2 separate regions of the Mus musculus genome follow, and region 1 is linked to region 2. A link is a loop called in an ENCODE intact Hi-C map of the cell type or tissue named here. Cell type or tissue: heart. All regions are shown on one strand. Each heading gives the region's core, and the rest is flanking DNA. Links, peaks and the distances in the headings are about the cores only.

Region 1 (4,384 bases), core at 250-4,249, 59 kb after region 2:
AACCTGCCACTCAGATGTGGCTTTGGATATGCTGATCCTCCAAAAAGTTACAGTGATGCAAAGGTAGGGACCCTCCAAGCACCTGAGTTAGTGTGAACTCAGACACATGGGGTTGGAATATAAGCCCAATTTCAAAGGCTTTGTTACATGGAGAATGTAAAATACTTTACTGGTAATTTTTGCATCACACATATGCTAGACTACAGTATTTTCTATACATGGAGCAAAATGTAGTATATAATGAGAATAATTTTGATCTGTTTCTTTTTATTGCTGCAAGGTAGCTAAAGGGAGGTTTAAATTGCGCAAGTGGTTGTGTTATATTCCTGTTGGACAATGCTAGTTTTTACCACTTCAAAATATCTGGTGGTTTCTATAAGCTGTGGGGTAACAATCAAAATGTAATCTTTTGTAGGTAGTCATTACATTTCTTTCAACGATTTCAATGCCAATGTGTATTCTATAAGAGAATGGCTTCCTAATTAAGTCGGTTTAGAAGCAGATACTGGTGTTACGCATTTTTTATAAAAAATAAATTTTACATAGTGAAATAAAAAAAAATCTGGTGGTTTCATTTGGTTTTTTTGTATTGTTTCAAGACAAGATTTCTTGGTACAGCCTTGGCTGTTCTAGAACTGCACAGCAGGCTGGCCTCGAACTCAGAGACCCACCTGCCTCTGCTTCTGAGTGCTGGCATTAAAGTTTTGCCTACCACACCCTGGTCCTCCATTGGGTTTCTTTGACTTAGTGTGCTGCTAAAATAAAAACAACTTTTCTGAAGCTTATAAATGTTTTTTTTTTTTTAAATGGAGTTATACCCATTGTTCTTTTCCCTTTGGTTATAAAAACAAGAGGCTGGGGACTGGCTTCAATGGCTTCTGAGGTCCTCTGAGCGGCACTAGCACCGTTCTGTGACTTGGTGAAAAAGATCCCAGGATATTCCTAGAGGACGCAGTCTAACTGGAGACTCATGTGGTAGAAGCATCCTCACTGGGACCTGCTCCCAACCTGCTCAGGTGGGGCTTGGGTTTCAGAGGTGGGAGGTGTGGGCCTGTCTCCCCTGTATTTGCAGACTTGAGCTGGTCACTCAAGTGCTTTGTCACTGACTTTCCCATTGTATGATAGAAGAGCCCTTCACCAAAGACATCAAAGGCTCAGGATAAAGGCGGCTAGAAGCACAAATAACACTCCGTGCTATCTTTGTGGGCTGTGAAATAAGGCCTCCTCTCGACAGAGAGCAATGGGAGAACATGGTTCAAAACTGGATAAAAATTATTAATTCAATTAAGAAAGACAGACAGGTGTCTGACAGTAAATGAAATTTTCACAGGGTGTGATTTTTTTTCTCCTAAAACCCCATATTTATCTCAAAACAAAACTATCAGATGCCCAACCTAGTACTTAGGCTGTGAATGCCGCCCTCTGTGACAACGCTGTCTTGCTGGCTGTGTGTGCTGTGGACTGTAATTATTTAATGTCTGCCCTTCACTTATATAAATGGGCCAGCGTGTAAACCTGTTTATGAGGGGTGTGGCTCAAGTTAATAACGAGGCTTTAAAAAAAAAATGTTTGGAATAAATCCCATCAGCTTCCACCACTCTCGGTGAGTCAGGATGCAGTAGCGACAGCAGGCAAGTTTCTTGATTTTCATGCCCCTGTTCTACAACAGCAACAGCTTAGGGCTCATGCCGTTCACCCTTAGGATTAGTGCCACAGGCCAGGAAGCAAGAGGAAGGGAGGTAGTTGCCTCCCCTGGAATTCTTAAAGCCCAAACAGGAAGTGCATTTGCCAGAAAGCACAGGAAGTGAAACCCACCACACAGAGAGCAGACTGGGGCAGGCTGAAGACACTTCTGAGGGAGGAAGCTTATCTCAGCTTGTTGACCCAGGGTCCCTGCAATGTCTCATTTCTCCTCAGGCCTATCAATACACAGAGGAAAACCAAAGGGGGGAAAATACCATTAAGATTGGGTAGGAAACAGCCATAGTACTTAGTAACATGTCAATCCAAGTTAAAAGCTCTGCTGGTCCCCTTCCCAGCCCCTTCTCCAGCCTATGCCTTCATCAACATTCCTGACTTCTGTTTTCTCCATTCCACACCGCTCCTTCTTCCTTCTCTGTTGTGCTTCTCCACAGAGAAGCCACAGTTTCCTTCTTTCCTACCCACTTCCTAGTGGTTGTCAGGGCTAAAATGTGACATCGCCCCCCCCCCACCTCTACACCCCACCCCGGCCAGGTCTCTGAAGAGAAAAGCAATCTTGCAAGACCAACCTCAGGGAGAGATGTCCCTACTGAAGCTCCTTGTAGCCTCCCAGTGGATGAGCCCAGAGAATGCCAATGTTTCGGTCTTCCAAAGTCTCTACACCTGGAAATCTCCTTCCAAAACCAGTCCTTTTATATACTTACTCTTAAATTTCTGTGACTCTTGGTCACCCCCTTGCTTGAATTTTCTTTCTCCCACCTGCTTGTCACACGCTGGCAATCCCTCAAGGCCATCTGCAGCTTTCCCTCAGCGACATGCATAGTAGATAAGGCTATGTATACACAACTGGTCCTGGAGGAAGTTGTGGCACCATTCACACGACTGCCAGCTCTAGTTCACCTCCGTGCTGTCCCCTGAAGGTAGCCTCCCATTGTATTGGGCATGATGGTGGACGGGATTAGAAGGACAGCCAGAAATGGGAAGAATAAAGATGTCGGAAATGTTCTAAAGATACCAATAAAGTGGCCTGTGGGGGAGGGATCGGAGCAGGCAGGGATGTGGAGTCCTCTAGAAGGCCTATGGAGATATGTATGTCCTTATCACACCAAAAAGTACATTTAAAGGACTGGGGTACTTGTGGGTCTTTATCTGGGGGTTGGTTCTAAGATGGAAGCATAGGAGGGATTCTTAGAGTAGACCATCTTGGTGGCTACAGTCTTCTGCAACTCAATGCCTGTTGGACATTCTCCCGCAGAGCTCCAGAAACAAGTCACCCCAATATCCCAAAGGGCTGCTTTGGTCCCCCTCAGCTTCCACAATATCCAAATTCTATGCTTTTTATCCTGTGTTTTGCTCTATTTACCATCCATAGCCACCTCTGGGGGACCCACTGCCAGGGACCCATACCCTTGGCTGAACCTGAAGGCTGGGACCTATAGCCTCCAGGGGACCAGGAGTGCCTGCCCTTCTTGCTCTTTCTTCGCTGTCTGCTGTCACCCTCTCTTCTCCATCTCTGATTGGTAAACAAGTTTAAGCTAAGGGTCCCAGGAAGACAAATTACCCTTTAAGGGGTTAACTGGAGGGAGCCCTATGGAGGGATTGTTTACACAGGTGTGGGCAAGATTAAGGGAACTCAGAAGGGTGAAGAATGTCACCTGACCCCTTCACATGGGATCTCCATAGCAGGCAGCTAGCTCTGAAGGCATACAAGTGACAGTTGGTGATTCCTGAGCACTGGAGGAACTGGGGGAAATGAGGAAGGACTGTGAAGGGGCACCAGCTCTCTTTGTTTAGTTTAAGATGTTCTAAAACTGATCGTTGTGATGGCTGTTTAACTCCCCATGTTTCAGAAACCACCCACTATCAGGCTTTGTGAATGAAATGTCAGTGAAGCAAATAGACTGGCGAAAAGAAAAAAGAAAAAAAAAGAAAAAAGAAAGAGAGAAAAAGAAAAAAGGAAAAAGAAAAAAGGAAAAAGAAAAAAGAAAAGAAAAGGAAAGAAAGAAAGAAGAAAGCAAAGAGCTGCTGGCTAGCTGTAGGTTTTACCATGTGTTTTCCAGGATCAGGGAGGAGCCAGAGGTATGGAGCCTACAGCCCAGTAGGCTCTGAGAGTCACCTAACAAGGCTGAAACCAGGAAGGAATCCAGCTACTGCCTGATCTGGTACAGTGAGGGACAAGCAGAAGGCAGGCCTTGGTTTTCCCAAGCTGCCTTTTACCCTGTGCTTCCTGCTGCTCAGACCCAATAGAGCAGACCCCAGCCTGCTGGGCACCGGGCAGGTGCATCAGGACAGAGGACAACCAGAAAGCCTTGCTGGAATTACTGGAATTGACAGTCTTCCTCCTTCCTTTGTCCTCAGAACTTGCCTAAGCCTCAGTGGGCTCCTCCCCAGCTCCTGCCCTGTAAAGCTTCCGAATGCAGCTTGTTTAGTACAGTGCCCCTAGATTCAAGCTCCCTGGAGACCCAGGGCTACAGGGCCCCCACTTGCCTCTTGAACAGCTCTCTGACCTTTGCAGGTCCTCGGTGTATCTTGTTAGTAAGAAAAATCCATGTCCCCATGGTGCTTATCATCTGGGAGGATAAGGAGGAGGGAGGTGGGTAGTGGGTGGCAGCATGCATCGAGTGCCTGCTTCTTACTTGGCTTCCACAAGCACAGAAGTCACTGCCTCTTCCCTCTGCCACAC
Region 2 (4,384 bases), core at 63-4,062:
GAGCATAGTCCTCCATGCCTCTCAAGGAACAAAGAGCCCCCGAAGTGCAGAGCTCACCTGGGCTCATCACTGGGTTGCAGACGGACGGTCCGTTTCAGCTGCTCTTTCAGCCTCAGTAGTGCCTGATCTGGTGGTATACAGCCACAGCCAAACAGACAAAGCAAGATCATGTGCCTCTCAGAGTCATCCCTTAACCCCAGAGAAAGGCTACTAGGAGACCGTCCGTAGGCTGGAGAAGAGCCCACAAAGCTATCTCTCCGCTCTTAGCCTCCTTTCACCTTACCCAAGGTCACACTCGTCCCTGAACCATGTGAAAGACCAGGCATGGCCACACATGCACCTGTAAAGACAGCCCTGTGGAAGGCGGAGACAGGAGAGTCCCTGGGGCTTGCAGGCTACTCCCTCACTTCTGTGTTCAGTCAGAGAATCAGACAGAAAGTGATAGAGCCAGACACTTGATAGCCTCTTTGTGTGTGTGATGCACCCACCCACATACATACAAAAGGAGATGTCTGAAACAAGGGAGACAAGTAGTATCGTTAAGAAAACTTTACTAGAGAGACACACATGGGGTGTGACTCATCTCATGCTGCTGTGATCTGTGTAGACAGAGGGCCGCACACAAATGGCACTCCTTGCCAGAAGGGGTCTCTGGACCAAACACAGTCAGGCTCTGGAAATTATGGAAGCTTTTGGTTTTTCTGATCCCCCCTCCCCCATTCCCTATTGTTTGGGGCTTTCGTTTTTAGCTTGTACTTCCTTCACAGACATGAGGAAAAGCAATAGCGTTTTAACGTAAAGTTGTCTTTAAATGAGTTTTTAAATTGCTATTGTTCCTTGTAATAAAGCTACCTCTCCAATACTGGCCTCTTTATCTACTCAGTCCCCATTTTCAGAGTTATTACACAATTAACACAATTCTTCTCTCCTTTCCTCCTCTCCCTCCCCTATCCACCCCACCCCCCAAAGTATGGACTATGGAAGACACTTTGGCAAAGGAGTCTTTTCGTTTTGGTTTCTCTCTCCAAGGCACTTGTCTATGAATCATTCTTACTATGGCAGCAAACACTGATGAAACCATTTAAGTAGCTTCTCTGCAACCTTTGTGACCTGCACACCACATCCAGGACTTTGAAAGTCATGTGCTTAAATGAACGACACCAGAGAGCTCACTGGAGGCTTCAGCTGAGATGGAGGCTCTGGGAACACTGGCAGCCCATGCCTCAGCAGGCAGTGTTGCTGGCATCGGTCCCCAAATGGCTGGCTTTGTCCCCCTCTCTACAAATCCATCTGCTTCGAGAGAAGCATCTGCTCCAAGCAGCAGCCCTGAAGCCTCACCCATCAGGCGGGGCGGGGGCTCCATCTCTATTTCTAGCAGAAAAAGCCTTTGACTTTTCTTCTATCCTGAGAAATGAGCTAGCCATTGAGGCCAGAAAATTCTTTTTTAAATTTATTTTTAGCCGGGCAGTGGTGGCGCATGCCTTTAATCCCAGCACTCGGGAGACAGAGGCAGGCAGATTTCTGAGTTCGAGGCCAGCCTGGTCTACAAAGTGAGTTCCCGGACAGCCAGGGTTACACAGAGAAACCCTGTCTCAAAAAACCAAAAAAAAAAAAAAATTTTTAATTTCACACACACACACACACACACACACACACACACACACACACGAGAGAGAGAGAGAGAGAGAGAGAGAGAGAGAGAGAGAACGAGAGAGCAGTGCATATGGGGTAGGCGTATATGCACATGGGTATGCAGGTACCCTTGGAGTCCATAAGAGGGCGCTGGAGTTACAGGCAGTGGTGAACTGCCGGATAGGGTTGCTTAGAACTGTACTGGGGCTAAGCTGTATCTCCAGGTCCCAGACTGTTTAAACGGCTCAGTCAGCAAAGCCCTTGCCTCACCAGCTTGAAAGCCTGACTTTGGACCCCCAACACCTCTGTAAACATTTGGGTTCTGCACTGCATGTCTGCAAATCCAGTGCTGGGAAGGGAGAGTCAGGATTCCCAGAGCTTGCTGCCCTTCAGTCCTAGCAGCTTAATTAGTAAGCCCAAGGCTCAATGTTAGCACTGACTTTAAAAATCAGGTGGAGAGCATGAGGGGGAAAGACATATGGCCCCTGCAGTGATATGCAGAATTACTGTGTACACATGAACATATACGTGCACACATACACTACAATAGAACAATTTGTTCTTAGTCAGGTTTGAGCCTAAATGCCTGCATGTTTCTCCCATCTCCTAACTCTGACAGGTGGGTCAAGCTCTCTACAGGTTGTCAGGGCCCAGAGCCTTCTCAGGATCCTTGGTCTACATCAGCCTGTGACTGTGCCCATCTCAGGTAACTCTGGGAGAAAGCGACTCTCTCACAAGTCTCAGCTGCCAGGCAACCATGATTTAATCTGAGGCTGACCACAAAACCACAAGAGAATTGAGATGTGGGAAGATGAGGAGGCTGCCTGGGTCATGTGGCCAAATACGCTCGTTGAGATCTGCACACACTGTCCTCTCCGGTAAATGGCTTGCTGTTCAGCCCCAACAGTCCCCAAGCCACTCCAGAGAATAAGTCACCTTGGGGCAGAAGGCGGGTGAAACACACCTTCAGACTCTGCACATTCCATGGCCTATGAGCCACCAGCCAGATACTCCCTGATGTCTGCCAGGAATGTCTCCAGTGCCTCCAGGCAGGGATGTGGAAAGAGGCCCCTGGCAAAGCCACAGGGCAGAGGAAGGAGGAAGCTTATGAACTGAAGGGAGCAGGCGTGAGCATGTGGAAGTGAGTGGAGAGGTCTGCTGGAGAACCCGTAGGGTTATATGAGTATTAGCAAGAGCTTGACATGCCTTGCGGAAAACCCAGCACTGTGGCTGAGACAGTCACTCCCCATCCTGTCCCCACACTCAGCGCCCACAGCAACCAGAATCCTCTGCTGCTCTGAGGCTAAAGAAGCCTGCTGGGACCTGGCCTAAGATAGCCACACTCAGGAGTCTGTGTGCCCTGCATGCAGGAGTGTTGCCTGAACACAAGTCCTTTCTGTCCCGCCCTTGGTACAAGGGCTCCCAGGAGAGTCTAAGCCCCTCACCCCCGCTTCCAGACTGCCCTCCTCCCCACTCTCTCTACCTTACCTTGGATCACAGTCCAGCCCATACTCTGTCCTTGAGATATGTTGGGTTCCAAACACAGCTACTGGGCTCTGCACTTTACCCCGAATCTCTAAGTCCTAGCCCTGAAAGACTGTGGAGGCTCTGAACCCTGGTGCCATCTCCTTCCCCACACAGCCAGCTCAGCCCCCGGGTCTTTCCTGTACCTCAGAGGCTAAAGAACCTCCAGTAGGTCTCCCTGTGGCTCTCTCTCTCTCTCTCTTTTTTTTTTCCTTCTCCAACTGAAGACAGAGGAGGATGTAAGAATCTGCCTCAATGCTAACCGGGGACCACCTCGCTCCACCGACAAAAGCAGTTTTGTTCAGAGTTTTATCTGTTCCCCCTGGGATCTTTTTTCTAGGTTGCAGGGGTGGATCTGATTGGTCTCACCACAATGGTGAGAACATCAGACACCAGACACTATGGGGATTGGTTAATTATGGCAGGCCAGCCCACCCCAGGGTGGGGCTGCCTAGACTGCTTACAAGTTGTCTCCTTTCAGGGCCTCTGCCCTGGGAGGGGGAAGAGTTCGAGCCAATCCTCTGACCGCAGAGGGTCAAATCCCTTGACTGGGAGCTGGGTCCACCTCAAAGGCTGGCGCAACCAAGGACCCCACCCTGTATCTGCTTAGAAGTGAAGGCAGGGTCAGACTAAAGCTCCCACTGGGGCAGCCTGGGGAAGAACAGACCGCCTACCCAAGCAGCCCGCCAGGTGCCTTTGTTAAGAGTTGATTCATCCGGAGGGCTGGCCACGCCCGCCCTGGGCTTCCTTTTTCCTGGAGCGTGAGGTGATCCACTTCCTCTTTAGTTTAAAGCCGGCCTGAGTCAGAGTTTCTGCCTCTCTAGCTGGGAGCACCGCCCATTTCCTCCTATTCAGCACAGACCTAAAACCACACAGTCCAGTGTGATGCAGCCAGACCGAGCCTAGGATCAGCAACCTTGCAGGCCAGAGGGCCACATCTTGAAGGGACAGAGCACCAGAGGGCATCTTAAAGTTCTGATCGGAATATTCTGCTTGCAGATCATTGGTGCAGGGAAATGCTGTGTTTTAGGCCTGTTGCATTTTGAGTCTGTGATTATGTGCCTCCCTAACACTGAGATTAGGGGGTTGAAAAAAGGGGTATCTCAAAATACACCCCGTCTACCCTTCAAATAGCCTATCCAGATAGGCCAAAAAGTAAAGTCAAAACTTTAACGTTTAGAAAAAACACACTCACACACTCACACGCTTGCACAGAGAGAAAGAGAAA

Evidence for each region. Hi-C counts contacts between places; a loop is a spot of excess contacts. Peaks named below come from ENCODE experiments on the same cell type or tissue, not always from the same donor. Only the 100,000 strongest peaks of a DNase experiment are listed, where the experiment ranks them.
Region 1: a loop joins it to region 2, with 1.9 times the contacts of the local background. A loop is called at or near these places in 16 of 42 quality-filtered maps.

Annotation. Positions count from the first base shown.
Region 1 is chr17:13,739,187-13,743,570 of GRCm38, forward strand. All of the region lies in intron 1 of Tcte2 (t-complex-associated testis expressed 2), which reads right to left. Among named protein-coding and RNA genes, the nearest start is that of Afdn, 19 kb to the right of the region's middle. In heart, for the core only: no CTCF peak of the experiment used is centred there; a DNase peak (open chromatin) is centred at 1,785; H3K27ac peaks cover 3,153 bases.
Region 2 is chr17:13,680,058-13,684,441 of GRCm38, forward strand. No RefSeq gene overlaps it. Among named protein-coding and RNA genes, the nearest start is that of Gm24867, 6.9 kb to the left of the region's middle. In heart, for the core only: CTCF peaks have their summits at 1,787 (motif pointing right) and 3,848; DNase peaks (open chromatin) are centred at 2,754 and 3,784; H3K4me3 peaks cover 2,304 bases; H3K27ac peaks cover 3,128 bases.